2 separate regions of the Homo sapiens genome follow, and region 1 is linked to region 2. A link is a loop called in an ENCODE intact Hi-C map of the cell type or tissue named here. Cell type or tissue: HepG2. All regions are shown on one strand. Links, peaks and the distances in the headings refer to the core of each region. The heading gives the core; the rest is flanking DNA. Region 1 overlaps WWOX (WW domain containing oxidoreductase). Region 2 overlaps WWOX (WW domain containing oxidoreductase).

The links. A loop is a pair of places that touch in the nucleus more often than their neighbours do. Peaks named below come from ENCODE experiments on the same cell type or tissue, not always from the same donor. Only the 100,000 strongest peaks of a DNase experiment are listed, where the experiment ranks them.
Region 1: it touches region 2 in a loop (10-fold over the local background); 2 of 110 quality-filtered maps call a loop at or near these places.

What each region holds. Positions count from the first base shown.
Region 1 is chr16:78,700,897-78,709,314 of GRCh38, reverse strand. The region is part of intron 8 of WWOX (WW domain containing oxidoreductase); the gene reads right to left. Among named protein-coding and RNA genes, the nearest start is that of WWOX-AS2, 210 kb to the right of the region's middle. In HepG2, for the core only: a CTCF peak has its summit at 3,444 (motif pointing left); a DNase peak (open chromatin) is centred at 3,384.
Region 2 is chr16:78,119,528-78,127,762 of GRCh38, reverse strand. All of the region lies in intron 4 of WWOX (WW domain containing oxidoreductase), which reads right to left. Among named protein-coding and RNA genes, the nearest start is that of WWOX, 24 kb to the right of the region's middle. In HepG2, for the core only: a CTCF peak has its summit at 4,767 (motif pointing left); DNase peaks (open chromatin) are centred at 4,532 and 4,782; H3K4me3 peaks cover 390 bases.

The DNA of each region.
Region 1 (8,418 bases), core at 204-8,203, 580 kb before region 2:
AAGTTAAATGAGTTAATCTTGTTTTCCAGATGAACTGTTATTTTGTCTCCCGCAGGCAGAGATTACGGGATAAAAGCATTGTGTTAACAGGAGGGCTGGGGGCTTTCCAGAGCCACATTCCACACACACAGAACCCCTCTCTCCAGTTCTTCCTCCCATTTCTATTTTTTCATGGATTTAGAGAACGAGGAGGAGAGTAGGGAACTTCAAAATGACACGCAGGGCGATAAACCTTTCAGATGAATGATGTCACTTCATAAGGGGTCAGGGGGCCAATTTATTTTCACGTTTCGAAACATAGTTTATGAGCCTGATAAAATTTAAAACACTTCTAGGGCAAAATGGATGTGCAAGTGACACTGAGTTTTGAACTCTTTCCCTGCCTTCTTTTTATTTTTCTGACTTACTCTTGAAACACATCAGTCAACAACCAGCTTATACTGAGGGTCCTTTGCATACAAGCCCTTTGCTGGGCGCTGTGAAAAATAATTTTTTTATGGCCAACACCTGGTTTCTTCCCTCAAGGAGCCTTATGCCTCTGTCACTGATTTCAACGTCATGTATCTTTTTAATTTTTTAAAGCCATTTTGGAGTGCGGACAATAATAAACGCACTTGGAGGCAAAGCCACTGAACTCACTGGGTTCTAATCCCAGTGGTCCACCACAGTTCACTGTGAGGTCTTGAGCAAGTTACTTAACCTCTCTGACCCCTAGGTTTTTTAATCTGGAAAGGGGTAACAAGTACACCCAACTTTCAGGGCAGTTGTCATGATAAGCAACAGAGTATGCAAAGCTTTCAGCAGATGGTAAACGCTTGATACAGAGTCATTTCCCAAGGTAGTGTCAGAATCACAGGAGGAAAGATACCAAGACCCTGTGACACAGCAGGGCAGAAACAAAAAGATGTCACAGGTAGGTGCTACGTCTAGCAAATAAAAACACAGGATGCCGAGTAAAATTTGAGTTTCACATAAACAACAAATCATTTCTTAGAAGTATATCCCAAAGAAAATTTTTAGAGTATATGCTCCAAATACTGCATGGGATACATTTTTAAAAAATATGTTATTTACCTGAAATTCACATTTAACCAGGTGTCCTGTTTTTGTTTTTGTTGTTTTAAGACACAGGGTCTTGCTCTACCACTCTGGCTGGAATGCAATGGTGCAGTCATAGCTCACTGCAGCCTCAAATTCCTGGGCTCAGGTGATATTCCTGCCTCTGCCTCCCAAGGTGCTGGGATTATAAGTGTGAGCCACTGTAACAGGCCAGGTGTCCTGTATTCTATCTGACAATCCTAGCCATGGGATTTCAGGTCAGAAGACCAAAGATCAAGTGTTATTTACTATTCCATTAAAAGTAATGGCAAAAACCACGATTGCTTTTGCACCAACCGAATAGCATTGTGACTTGGGGACAGATACTTTATTTATTTATTTATTTATTTATTTATTTATTTATTTATTTATTTATATTTTTGAGACAGAGTCTCGCTCTCTAGCACAGGCTAGAGTGCAGTTCTCCTGCCTCAGCCTCCCAACTAGCTGGGACTACAGGTGTGCACCACCACACCAGGCTAATTTTTGTATTTTTAGTAGAGATGGGGTTTCACCATGTTGGCCAGGCTAGTCCTGAATGCCTGACCTCAAGTGATCCACCCGCCTTAGTCTCCCAAAGCCCTGGGATTACAGGCATGAGACACCATGCTGGGCCTTAAAAAGATTGAATACTGCAGATTTTGAGCATCTGTAGCCTTTATTTCTGACTTCGGTTCCTGATATGGCAAGAGAGAGCTCAGATGCACAGACTTTTCCAAAGCAAACCTTGCAGAATGAGCTGAGAAGGAAGCTATACCAACTAGCCCAAGAAGATGTCCAGAACCTCTGATGCTTGTGCATAAAAAGGAGCAATGCTCCTGGTGAGGTGGCACAGACAAGGACGCATGGCCAATGTCTTATACCTTGCACACTTCTTTCCCTATATTTAGTGGTTACACAATTGTTGAGAAATGTAGAGATTTTTGCATGTACGTTAACTTCTGCTTCTATAGCTTTTTAATATATCTGAGGAATTATTTTATTCCCAAAAGACTGATGGTGCTCTGATGGGAGTAAGGGGTGGTAAAAGAAGGTAGAAAAATAAAAATAAACCCTTTAACACTAAGATTATTTGAGTGATCAGAATCAACACTATAGGAAGGCTCTGTGATAACCTGGATGTCAATTATTCCAGCACTTTGTCCTTGAAGGGGAATACGTTCTTTTCTGCTTAAAATATTCCATGGTTTACATGGATCATGGTCTCCTTAGGCCTACTAGGCAACTGACTGATTCACTTCCAAAGGCAGTTTGTGCCAGGCATGACGGCTGATGCCTGTAATCCTAATACTTTGGGAGGCCGAGGCGGGAACACTGCTTGGGCCCAGAAGGTCAAGGCTGCAGCCAGCCAGGATTGCGTCAATTACACTCCAGACTGGGTGATAAAGTGAGATCTGTCTCCAAAAAAAAAGGTAGTTTGTATCCTGAGTCAGTTGCAAGGGTAGCTGTCAGGAAGAACCATCTGAGGTGCCAATTGCGTCAGTACCATGTGTACCCACAGGTCAAAAGGGAAACTGCAAGGATCGAGAAAGAGCAGCTGAAAGAGCCTTTCCTCTCCTGGATAAGTTTTCAATGTTGCCATAATTGGAAAAAAACTATTTTCTTGGGACCAATTACCAAGCCAGAGAGACTGCACCAAGTGTGCTGAGCTCTCTTGTTCCTGCCTGCAGCTTCTTTGTAGTTGACGAATGAAAGAATATAAAGGGAAATGAAAAGCTTCAAAAAGAGGAGAGGAAGAGCCCCAGGAAAGCAACAGAGATGGAGCTCTTGATTACAGAAAGAAATCTGAAATGGAATCGGGAAGGCTCAGGATGCCCCCAGAGAGATTCCTGGAGAAGGCATCTAATTTAACAGCAGAGAGAGAAGATGGCAAGGGTGCTTTAGCCTGGCTCTGGAAAGAAATAAGAGATGTGTTGAAGGATGTGTGTGAGACTGACAGACACAGACAGACAAAGTTTATATGGGTCAAATAAGGAAAAAGTGAATCTAAAAAGCTACACATATGCACGAAAACTGTTTTCTTTTTTGATATCCTTATTAAATAGGGGGCTTGATAAGATGGAAATGCCTTAATTAAGAATGATTTTTATAAACATGCTGTGATCACACTTGCCATCAAATATGGGTGAATTTAGTCAAAAAAAAAAAAAAAAAAAAACCTGCCATAACTCTGACTGGAGACAAAGTATGTGTCATTAGAATGAAAGCTTCTTGAGAATACACACCTATCTGAGTCACTGCTGTACGCACAGCATCTAAACCACGTTCCACACTCAAACATTCCTTAGTGTGTAAATAAACAGATGCTTATATCTAGCAGGTCATATTCCTTACTCAAGATACACTACCACCACCTTGTGGCAAAGTACCAGAATTGTAGGAATAGGAATAGGGTTTTTGTTTTATTCTTGTTTTTTCATTTTGTTTTCAATGTATGTGTGCACAAAAGCAGTATGTGCTCTGATGGTACATACAGCATTACACAAAGTCACCAAAGGCATAGAAAAGGAAGTAAAAAAGCAAATAAATAAATAAATAACTAAATAAACAGTTTTACATGGGTGATCATACAGCTACAACATCAGCTTTTCCCCAGTCCTTTTCTGTTACTTTAAGTATTTACTGCATGAAACCCTCCCAGAATTTTTAAGCTGCACCACTGCAGGCTAAGAGCAGAGCCAGCACTTCTTACATTAGCAAACGTGTGAGGCGAAGGGAGGTTTGATTGACAACTGACAAACTGATGACAGAACAAAGAAGGAGCCTCCACTTGGGAACACAACGCATTTTTACAGCCACTTTCGCCTTGGCTTGTTTTTATATTCTCCCCAAAGAAGTCCCTTTGACTCTCTTATGTGTTGTTTTGTGTTGTTTTTCATATAGACCATGTTGTCAGCTAGGTCCGGAAGCAACAATGAATATAAAGTACTGGGCAGGACAACATTTGATAAATGTAAACAATATGCATAGAGAAAACCTCTCAGATGAAAAATCCACATACATTTTTAGCGGCCGTCAGACTGAATGCAAATGGCTTTGGAAAATATAAGTGGTTGGCTTTTTAATATCAAAGAAAATCACAGCCTTTTCTCTAACACTGAAAACACTGCGGCACTAAAAAGGAATAACTAACTCAATAAACCAGGCAGCTCATTTTCAGCATGCAAAAGTCATGGTCCTTGCCCTTACCTTAGAAGCAATGTTGCACTTCTAGAAATGTTAAATGGCGGACAGGTTAAGAAAACCAAGACTGTCGCTGGTTTTTAAGGCTTCCTCCTCTTTAAAAAAAAAAAAAACAAGTTGTATTTTAGAGGAAGAAGCAGCAATTAAAAAAAATAAAAGAGTTGGGGTGGCCCACAAAAGAAGCCACGTAATGTCAATGCTCTGAAACTGCTCAGCCTCAGTTGTTTTCCAAGTCAACATGCTGGCTGTCTTGCCTGAAAGAAAGGAGTCAACAGGGAGAAAATAATAGAGCATTTCCAGAATTCACCCAGCAGCTCGGAAAACTGTCTGCTTACTATTACACAGTTTTAACATGTCATAATCATTTTCACAGTAAAGATACCCTTCCTGCAGTTTAGACCAAGAATGCATGACTAATTTTAACCACTTGTGCAAATCTCCTAATGGAAATTTCAAACGGCTTTTATGGATTAGAGTTTCGTAAACTGTATGGAGAGCTGCAACAGATACTAAGTCTCGTTGTTGCTCATGTCAGCCCGTCAGTGCCTAATGAGTTACTGAAGATCCGTGGGCAATCATACACTACTTACAGAAACTATAATTCTTGTTGGCACTACATGTATTGTGCATTATATGTATAAAAGATAAAACCAAGCATTGTGAAAATGCAGATGAATGAGAAGGGAAGGGAGGTAGGTCATGTGCTGACATCTTAAGTTTCACCAGAACGTAGTCAAGATGAGGAAATTTTGGAGATACCCGCTATGGGATCCAAGTTGAGATCATCAAATGCTAAGGTAGGTTGCACTGTTTCCATTTTATAGACAGATGTTGAGGCTCAGAGAGGTTACATAGTTGCCACAGGGAACACAGCTGCTGGAGGTTAAAAAAAAAAAAAATCACAGCCTGCCCCTTTCCACCATGACGTGCTGGGTGGAACAACATCTAGTGAATTGAAACAGATGGCTGGGAGATTTAAGAATCAAGTTCACTTGGAGATGGATAGGGGTGATGGTTGCACAACAGGAATGCCCTTTTATGCCACTGAATTGTGCACTGAGAAATGGTTAAAATGATAAATATTATGGTATAAATCTTTTACCAAGTTTTTAAAAATAATAAGTTCCAAAACTCTTTCCCACTGAGAGATTGAGAAGATCAGAGTCATAGTTCAGAAAAATGTTCTGTCATACCCAGTTCTGTGCCCACAGCAGTACCAGCAACTCAGAGCATAAAAATCAAAATATTCTCCCTGTGAAGTCAAAATCAGTGAGGTAGTTGGAAACACATTTTGGGATATTCTTCCCAACCCAAGAAATTCAAGCATTTGAAATTTCCGAGTTACCCATCTTTTTTATGGTGATTCTTTCTTTTTCCAAAAAAAACCAAACAAACAAACAAAAAAAAACAAAAACAAAACAGCATCTCACTCTGTTGCCCAGGATGAAGTGTAGTGGTGAGACCAGGGCTCACTACAGCCTCAAACTCCTGGACTCAAGGGATCCTCCTGCTTCAGCCTCCCTCTGAGTAGCTGGAGCTACAGGTGCAAGCCACCATCCCCAGCTAATTAAAAAAAAAAATGTGTAGAGACAGAGTCTCTATGTTACCCACACTGGTCTTGAACTCCTGAGCTCATGCAATCCTCCCACCTCAGCCTCCCAAAATGCTGGAATGACAAGTAGGAGCCACCATGCCCGGCCTTAACTCCCATTTTGTTAGAAATTTTCACAGGAAAGATGGGAGAGAAGCTGACTTATGAGAGAAACAAGGTAGATGGGCTGCCGGGGTGAATGTGGGTAGTTATGACACACAGAGAAAAGAGACAGACTCTTGTCAGGAAGGAGCGGAGAAGAGAAGGAACATCATAAAAACTCACGACCACCCCTCCCTCTCTTGGCTCTTGATTTGCCTCCTGACTAAAAGCAAGGTCCCTGCAGCCCTCTACCTAACATCCCATCATCGGAGGAGCCTTCTCTGATCCCAACAAGCACTGCAAGATTCCATAATTACTTTTTAGATCAATTTTCTTAGGAAAGGGAGCGGAGAGTTATCCTATGATGATCTACAAGAGCAAGTGTGGGAGTTCTGGAAAAGGAGGAGAGCTCCCAAGGCATCTGTTTCCAGAAGCTCCTATATAATCCCCCTCTCCTGCAGTGAGCAAAGCAGGATTTAACAATGGTGGAAAAGGACAGTTGTTCCAGTTATGTGTTTCCCTCGACCCGCAGCACACAGAGCTTCTCCAAATACACATGCAAGAGGTGTGCAGACAAATCTGCTTCCTCTGCGATCTTTCCATTCTCAATTCATGTTCTCTTTCTAACCTTTGGCTTTCTCCCTACCAGTTACATCATTTCTTTTTTTTTTTTTGTTCTTTTTTTTGAGACAGAGTCTTGCTCTGTTGCCCAGGCTGAAGTACAGTGGTGCAATCTCAGCTCACTACAACCTCCACCTCCCAGATTCAAGTGATTCTCCTGCCTCAGCCTCCCGAGCAAGCATTTGGGATTACAGACATGAGCCACTGTGCCTGGCTAATTTTTGTATTTTTAGTAGAGATGGGGTTTTATCATGTTGGCCAGGCTGGTCTCAAACTCCTGACCTCATGGGATCTGCCCACCTCAGCCTCACAAAGTACTGGGAATTACAGGCGTGAGCTACCATGCCCAGCCTGGTTACATCATTTCACCAGCTTCTCTGTCTACAAGAAAGCACTACTGGCTATTTCTTCCTTTTTATTTTATTTTATATTTTATTTTTGAGACAAAGTCTCACTCTGTCACCCAGGCTGGAGTATAGTGGAGTCATCACTGCTCACTGCCGCCTCGAGCTCCCAGTCTTAAGTGACTCTCCTGCCTCGGCCTCCGGAGTAGCTGACACTGCAGTTGCATGCCACCATGTCTTGAAAATAAATAAATATATATATATATATATATATAACTTTATAGATATAAATATAAAACTTTATATATATATAAAACTTCTGCATTATTTTATATATATATATATATATATATATATATATATATATAATTTTATGTAGCCCAGGCTAGTCTCCAACTCCTGGGCTCAAATGATCCTCCCATCTCGGCCTCCCAGTGTTCTGGGATTACAGGTATGAGTCACTTCACCAGGCTTCCTTTGCCTTTTATTACTGGGGCCTTTTCCCTTCTCACTCCATAGACTGCTTTACGCTGAGAGCTGCGCCATCATGGAGAGAAACTCAAGATGTGTCCCCAGATGGCAGCTCAGCAGACTGCATCTCAGAGCAAGGGCCCACTGCTTAACTGGGTCCCAAAGAACCCCTACTGCAGCTTCCCAGCTTTGAGGGCCTGCCTGGCACCTTTGCATGCTCCCTTCGAGCTCATAGACTCTTGGTTTCCAAGCTCTCCCTGCAGAGGAGAGGGAAAGAAGGAGTGTGGGGGAGGCAGGTGGGTGGAGGGAGAGGGAGATATATGTTGAGTATATCGGGGGGAGGCTGGGAAAAAGAGAAAAGTAGGGAGAGGGAGTAGAGACAGGTAGATAGAAGAGATAGAGGTAGAGAGAGGTAAGGGAGGAAGGCCTGGGTTCAAATTCCAGCACTGCCACCTATGTGGCCATCGGACCTTCAACCTCCTGTCAGATGGAGGGGGTGACTTCAGAAGATCAAAAAGAAGGTAAGTAGGCCAGGAACAGTGACTCAAGCCTGAAACGCCAGCACTATGGGAGGCCAAGGCAAGAGGATCACTTAAGCTTAGGAGTTTGAGATCAGCCCAGGAAACATAACAAGACCCTGTCTTAATACAGATATCCCTAGTTCTTTACATGTACATGTAAAGTAGATAACTAAATAACCACAGCAAATACCCACTGATACTCACTGCATGCCAGGTCCTGTTATAAGTGCTTTATGTATCATTATTTCATTCTCACAGCTACCTTGTGAGGTAACTATCACTAGCCCACCTTTAAAGAGGAGAAGATTAAGCACAGAGAGGTTGAAAAACGTGCCCAAGATCACACATCTACATCTGGCAGACCCTGGATTCAAACCTAGGCAGCCTAGCTCCAGGACATTGTACTTCCTTCCCCCTACAACACCCACTGAGAGCCCTCAATAAATATCAATTTCTTGCCCTCTGCCTTTTGAGATGATTTTCACCA
Region 2 (8,235 bases), core at 1-8,000:
AAAATAGGACAGCAAAGTTGAGCATTTCTACTTAATACACCAGGCAGTCCTATAAACTATCACAAACTTGGGTGAACAAGTGTGCTAATGCAGAACTCTCAGTAAAAAAGATGTTACCATGATGCATGGTATAACGGTTTTAAAGAATAATAGTTTTCCTTCTCTTTTTCCCCCAAGTTTAATATATCCCTTTTTGTTCCTTGACTGTAACAAAAATAACCTCGTCTCGGTGGTTTTTTTTTTTTTCCGTTGATTATTCTTTTCTGGATGAAAGCTACTGACCTCCAGCCAAAAAAATTCTAAAATGTTTTCCTTCATACCAAAGACAAGCCAGTGTCTAAAGCAGTTATTTATACAGGTCATTTTAGGACAAATTCACAGAGATTATGGCAGCCTCTTGAGGATCTGGGAACCAGGAAGCTAGGAAAATACCAAACTAATTTCACTGGTAACTCGATCCTCTTGCCTCCCATTCCAGAAATGGCTACACGTTATTAAACGCCTGCAATGATGAGTAGACAATTCCCTGGGCACTCTGGAGTTCCCATCTTTAACAACTTTGCAAAGTAGGAGTACTGTCCATATTGCACAGAGGTGGAACAGGAGTTCTGAGAAGGAAAGTAACTTGCTCGGGTCATACAGATAGGAAGTGGTTATCCCAGGTTTCAAAACTAGGTCACGTCTGCTTCCAGAGTCAGTGTTCCTCTCCTACATCTTTCCAGATAGAAACTTGCTACCAATGAAGCTTGCCCTAACTGTCAGCGAAGCTATTTTCAGCAATGGTACAATTTCTCCACCTGAAAGCAGGCTCATCAAATGAGAGAATGCATAGAAAAGCTCTGAAGCGCTGTTACTGTCATTAATAGAAGATCTAGGGGAAATTTGCATAACCAAAGTAATCAAATCTTGCCTACTGTGTCATCTTGGGACTCCACCACCATTGCAAAGCCAGACAAGTTTAAGTTTTTTGGGGTATTCCCTCCTTAAATGCGGGTACCAAAGCAACAGTGCCTTTGATTTGAGTTGCAGCTGGCATAATAGACAAGATGTGTGCTTAAAAGATTTTAGTGAAGCAAACTGAGGAGTTAGGCCAATTTCTTTCTCTGTGAATTTCCTCTTGATCACAGGATTGAACAGGTACTTAAAGTAATAGACACTTTATAAATTAACTTCTAAGGGACATTTTGAAAATTAAATGATAGCACATGAGGCAAGCAATCAATTAGTAATCGATACATATCCAATAGTCATGCATATAAGATGAAAGGGCAATTCGTTAAAAAACAAATGGCCCGACATAAGAAAAGCCTATCAATCTTGCTAATCATCAGAGATAGGCAAATTTAAGTGATATTTTTTAAAAATTCTAATTCTCAAGTTTGGCAAGGATGCTGGGCAAAGGAGCATTCAAATTGGTACAATCTTCCAGGGCAGTTTGACAAAACAAATCAAGATATTAAGGTTGGGGAGCAAATCACTTCATTCAGCAATTCCACTTCCACAAAATAAAACTATAGAAGAGTCACGGATGGGTACAAACATTTAATTACAAAATGTGCTTCTCCATTCCACAGCTATTAAAAAGCTGGAAACCACCCGAATGTACCACACTGGGAGAAGAGCTGGAACCACATAATGGAATACTATGCAGCCATTTAAGATGTGGAGTATTTAACAACACAGAAAGATAATCACAATTTAAATAGAAAAATCACGAAAGAAGGGAAAACATGCTTACAATCATACATGCTAAATATTAATAGTATACTTCTAACTGGTAAGAATTGGGGTTTTTTTAAATCTTTTATTCTTATTTTTATTTTTCTTCGCTTTCTAAATTTTCCATAAGGAATACATGTTAATCACAATAACCTTTAAAATAATTACTTATATTAAATGAGAAGGCACATCAAGCTAATCTAGCCTAACACCTGGCATATACAGGCGCTTGATGAATGCTACTTCCCATTCCCCCAGACTTATTCCTTAATGTTTGTTTTACAATCATAATACCAAAGTGGTTTTGGTAAAGAAAGCTTCAGCTTTTAAAAAAAATTTGATTTGGTAGAGATGGGGTCTTGCTATGTTGCCCAGGCTGCTCTCGAACCCCTGAGCTCAAGCAATCCTCCTGCCTCAGCCTCCCAAAGGGCTGGGTTTACAGGCGTGAACCACCATGCCCACTCCTAAGCTTCAGCTTCTGAATCCAGGATCCAATGCAGTCTGGAAATGACATCTGCCTTGGCCCTCCCCGCAGATGCCACTCCCAGCACTTGACCGGGCACAGAGCGAGGCTTCACGGGTTTAAATAAATTGGTTGATTCCAAACTCAGGATTAACAAAATGAATGAGCTGCTTAGAAAGAGCTCATTCAGGAGTGTGCTGTTATTCCTCCCAACAGGATGGTGGCATGTACAGTGGAAGGGGCCCCAGGCACAGACTCAATTACCCTTTGATCTATCCTGCAGGCACCCGCCGCCCAAGACCTGTATGATCTCAAGCACGTTACCTCACCTCCCTTCTCTTTCCTTTCGACATTATCACAAGACAGCTGTAAGCACGGTGCTGAGAATTAAATATGACAAGTACGGAATCTTCATAAATTTTAAACGGCTATCAATGTAATACAACATGATAATCAATAAATACGAATCTGTAACAATTAAGTACATTGTAGAGGTAAGGGTAAAAATGAAAAACATTGTATTAGCTTTAACTTCAGTTTCTGTGCAACTACAGAAGAAATTTGATTCTGATTTTGTTCCTCTTTATATGAAATAAACTTCATACAAAAGGCTTAGCTCCGTTCATCTGGCTAGTTATCCTCCACCTAGGTAGAAATAGTAGAGACACTGAAATAGGTTTCCTCCCCGCCCCCATCTCTCTGTCTCAGATCTCCTCTTAGAGTCTAGTGAAGAAACCTTGTCTTGCTTTCAGAGAGCACCATATGACTATGGCTTCTAACATGAAGGCTCCAAAAATCACAAAAAGTAAAACCATCAAGCACAGCCTGGTGAGCAAATAACTCAAAGACTTAAAACAATTAGATTTAAACCTTGTCACACAATGCAACCCTTCCTATGCACCCCATTCAGTTAGGCTTGTGTAGACTGAGACCAGCTCTTCATGAAATGTACCGTTATTTATGAAGCCAAAGGGAGATCACAAATTTAGGCAAGAAACTAAAAGCGAGCTATTGGAACCTGCTTTTTGATCCATCTACTGGTGCCTTAATTTAAGACATCTTTCCAAGAAGGCCTCCTAGTGACCCCAACCTTATTTTGGAGAAGGCTGAGGATTCATATCTACTCATGTATAGGCTACAAAAGTCCAAGAAGGTCTGTGTCATACCAAACAGGCAACGGTCAAGGGGGTTTCAACTGTCAGCATCTTATTTATTATGAAGTCTATAATAATTCCCAGAATCGCCATCTAGTTTTAACAATTTATTAGATAAACAACGAACACACTCGTATATGAACAACCAAAATATCTTTACTCTGGTGAAATAGCTTTGCAATGTTACAAGTATATTCACAATGTTTTTCAGGCTCTTGCATTTTCAAAAGAGAAAAAGTTGCTGAAAAAAAAATTATATAAATAAAAGTATATAATATAGCATATTCGTTTTTGTCCCCATTTAAAAATTTGAAAATAAGCAGTTTTGTAAAGCCAAAGTGTATTCCTTTCTGGGCCAAATTTCTATTTGACAGCTGAAATATGCGATTAATGGGCTGCCTCAAACCATAATTACACAGCCAAAACAAAAATTACCCTCCCTAAGATTGTACATGGAGAACACTGGCTATCTGCTTCACATTAAGTAGCTGGTTTAATATGATCCCTCTTACTTAAGAAACATATACTGTACTGAGCCCAAAAGGACACGTTTTCTTCTACAGCAAGAATGTATCATTAATAAACAATTTAATTACAATAAATTATGTAACACTGGGTAAGGCTTGTAGCAGGGGGCAAGGGACACTATATTCTTAGAAAAAAACATAGGGTTGCGGGTGCAGTAGCTCACGCCTGTAATCGCAGCATTTTGGGAGGCCGAAACGGGTGGATCATGAGGTCAGGAGTTCAAGACCAGCCTGGCCAAGATGGTGAAACCCCATCTCTACTAAAAATACAAAAATTAGCCAGACGTGTTGGCAGGTGCCTGGACTCCCAGCTACTCGAGAGGCTGAGGCAGAAGAATTGCTTCAACCTGGGAGGCGAAGGTTGCAGTGAGCCAAGAATGCGCCACTGCACTCCAGCCTGGGCAACAGAGGAAGACTTCATCTCAAAAAAACAAAAAAAAAAAACAAAAAAAAAAAAAACAAAACAAAAAACAAAGAAAAAAACATAGGGTCACCAAGGCGTTCAAAATGAACCTTAAACAGAGGTATTAATACTTAAATATTACAATTTCCACTTAGGAAAAAAAAATCATATTATTGCTAGGCCAGCACACTCAAAAGCAATAATGTCATGAAAACACATGCCCTTGTGTGATTTGGCAGAACAGGCTGCTCCCTGAACACAATGGGCCTTTTTATTAAGTGGATCCCTTCATCCCTGGCATTTTATACAAACAAAACAAAAGAGAGAGAAAAAGAAACAAACACGACACTAGTAACAGTCTTCAGTTTGAACTTCATCACAGAGAATTAGAAGACCTAAAAGATATGTTAGAAAAGTAAAAGACATTATTTAACCAAAATGAAAGCAAGATGGACTGAGAGGAACAGAACTATATTGCAATGCTGCCTCTTTTGTTTAATTATATCAAAGGGCAACAGAGCCCTCTAGTGGAAAAAAATAAAAATATATAAAGATGGTTCTGCTTTTAGATTAAAGGAAATATGTACAACACCCCCGGGCATGGTGGCTAGTGTCTGTAATCCTAGCACTTTGGGAGGCCAAGGTGGGCGGATCACTTGAGTTCAGGAGTTCAAGACCAGCTTGGCCAACATGGTGAATCCCTGTCTCTACGAAAAATACAAAAATTAGCCGGACATAGTGGCTCACGCCTGTAATCCCAGCTATTCAGGAGGCTGAGGCAGGAGAATCACTTCAACCCGGGAGGCGGAGGTTGCAGTGAGCTGAGATCACGCCACTGCACTACAGCCTGGGTGACAGAGCAAGGCACCGTCTCAAAAAAAAAAAAAGAAAAAAAATGTAAAATAACATCTTCCATTACAATTTTTATTGTGCCACTCTATGATGTAAAAGCAAAAGATCAAATTATTTTAATTGGGTTTTAAGTAAAACAATTTCCAAGTTTTCAAGCTTTACGTAATGCTACAAAACCTCAAGTAGAACAAAAATCTATTATTAATTTTTTTAATTATGGGTTTGACCCACTTTGTCATTAAACAATAGTTTGTATGACTCTCATTTGTTATGCTGACACCATAAAAAAGTAATTAAAATCTAAACCTACATGCAGGCATGAAATTCAACTGATGGCCTCATGTGACAAAAAAGTTTCAGTTGAGATCTAATCAGGTTCACACTGACAGTAGCCCCCCCTTATCCTCGGGAGATGCGTTCCAAGACCCACAGTGATGCCTGAAAACTGGATAGTACCAAACCCTATGTATTCTATGCTTTCACCTATACATACATACCTAGGATAAATTTTAATTTATAAATTAGGCACAGTAAGAGATCAACAATAATAATAAAATAGAACTATAACAATGTACTGTATAAAAGTTATGTAAATGTGGTCTCTCACACTCTCTCTCTCTCAAAATTAGTATTTTCAGATGCCTGTTGACCTCAGGTAACTGAAACCTCAAAAAGTGAAACACGGGCCAGGCACAGCGGTTCACACCTGTAATCCCAGCATTTGGGGAGGTTGAGGCAAGCAGATTGCCTAATGTCAGGAGTTCAAGACCTGTATGGACAACATGGCAAAACCTTGTCTCTACTAAAAACATAAAATTAGTAGGGAGTGGTGGTGTGCACCTGTAATCCCAGCTACTCAGGAGGCTGAGACATGAGAATCACCAGGCCCTGGGAGACAAAGGTTGCAGTGAGCTGAGATCACGCCACTGTACTCCAGCCTGCGCAACAGAGTAATACTCTGACTCAAAAAAAAAAAAACTGAAACACCACGGATAAGGGGGGACTACTGTATACATGATTACAAATTTATTTTAAAAATATATATAACATACACACACCCCTATTATAAGCATTTTACATGAGATTACCAAATTATGAGATGATGCTCATTAGAATGTTTTAAATTGGTCTCTTCCTTTAGATATTTACTTCTCAAATACTTTGATCACGTGATTTCCATGTACACTCAATGTCCAATAATATCTCAGTGTAAAATGGTTAAGTCATAAGGTACTAATTCTCAATTTTTATATAATGTCATTTAAGGACTTTGTCTAACACTGTCAAGAATCTCCATAGTTTCTTAGAACAAAGTAACTTCAAAATAATTTTACTTACAATACCTGGGTATAATTTAGCATAAGATAATAGTAGGCACAAATGTTTTTAATTTAAAATGGAGTTCCAATGCCCAAAAGGTTATTTCGATTATTTCAGAATATTTTCCTTTCCTTAATGAGCACCAGGTTTTTAAAAAGATAAATGCCAAGATCCCACTAGTTTAAGTCTGGTCAACAATCAGAAAGGAAACTAATCAGGCATTTCAAGATCCCAAGTGCAATGATCTCATATGAGTGTGTTTTACCCATGAAAATGACTAAATGTAAGTTAGCTATGGCCCCAGATTTATGGGACCTTTTGGAATAACTAGAAAAAAAAAAACCATCAATGACATGCTTTAGGCTCAAAGGCAAAATTTAGTAACATTTAGGTATGGAAAAGAAAACAAAGAAGCAAAGGTGTAAAGGAAGCTGGCGTAGTCCATAATTGGGAAGTGTGGATTTAAAATCTTAGGAATGAATACCCTTCTCTACATGAAGAAAAAGTAATTTTCTTCTATTCACGTAGAACTGGTAAAATTTGCACAAGATATGAATTCATCGTGGTGACAATTTGTAGGATCAAAGAGTATGGCAACTACAGTTCACACTGTAATTTCAACACATGATTTAGAAACAAGACCCTAAGTTTTAAAAAGTAGGCTCTCTAAGCTAAGACAATCAATTTCAACATCACACTATAATTACATTTTGGGATTCCCTGCATGAAATTTTTTTTTTTTTTTTTTGAGACGGAGTCTCGCTCTGTCGCCCAGGCCGGACTGCGGACTGCAGTGGCGCAATCTCAGCTCACTGCAAGCTCCACTTCCCGGGTTCACGCCATTCTCCTGCCTCAGCCTCCCGAGTAGCTGGGACTACAGGCGCCCGCCACTGCGCCTGGCTAATTTTTTGTATTTTTAGTAGAGACGGGGTTTCACCTTGTTAGCCAGGATGGTCTCGATCTCCTGACCTCATGATCCACCCGCCTCGGCCTCTCAAAGTGCTGGGATTACAGGCGTGAGCCACCGCGCCCGGCTGAAATATTTATACCTTCATTTTGTTTCAAGGAAAACAAATTGAGGAGTGACCAATACCTTGAGCACGTACTTTTTATACCTCAAAATATATACATTTTGATATGTAAGTATGCATATATATAGGTCCATGTAATACACGTTAGAGAGGTGATTTTGTGACATAAGTACCAATAGAAAATGCAAGTGTCAGTCCCAAAATATATTTCACTGGTATTTACCAGTGTGGCCAGCTTGTATTTGTTTGCAGGAAAAAAAGTTTTGTTTCTGTTAATGGGTCCTTTGGCTCAAAAACTGTAACGAAGCTAGGCTATTCTAACTTTAAAGTTACAACACACATGATGCAGCCCAGCGTTCTAAAGGTTCGCAAGGTGAAAGAAACTTCATCTGGACCAAACTCTGAAAAAAATTTTAAAAATCAAGTTTTAGCCACTGCTGGTTTAGGACTGAAAGTTAAGAAGTTTTATCATCATTACCACAGAAGAGTAGACTGAAAATATCTAATTTGTTCATACTTGCTAATAGCATCTGGGCACAGTGGCTCACACCAGTAATCTCAGTACTTTGGGAGGCTAAGGTGGGAGGATCACTTGAACCCAGGAGTTTGAGACCAACACCTGAGCAACACAGTGAGACCCCATCTCAAACATTAAAAAAAAAAAAAAATTTAATGGATGTCTCACAAACCCTGGATGTCACTCCGTAAATATGATAATAAATCTGTCTGCTTACAGAAAATAATTTGCATGCGCTCCAACAAACAT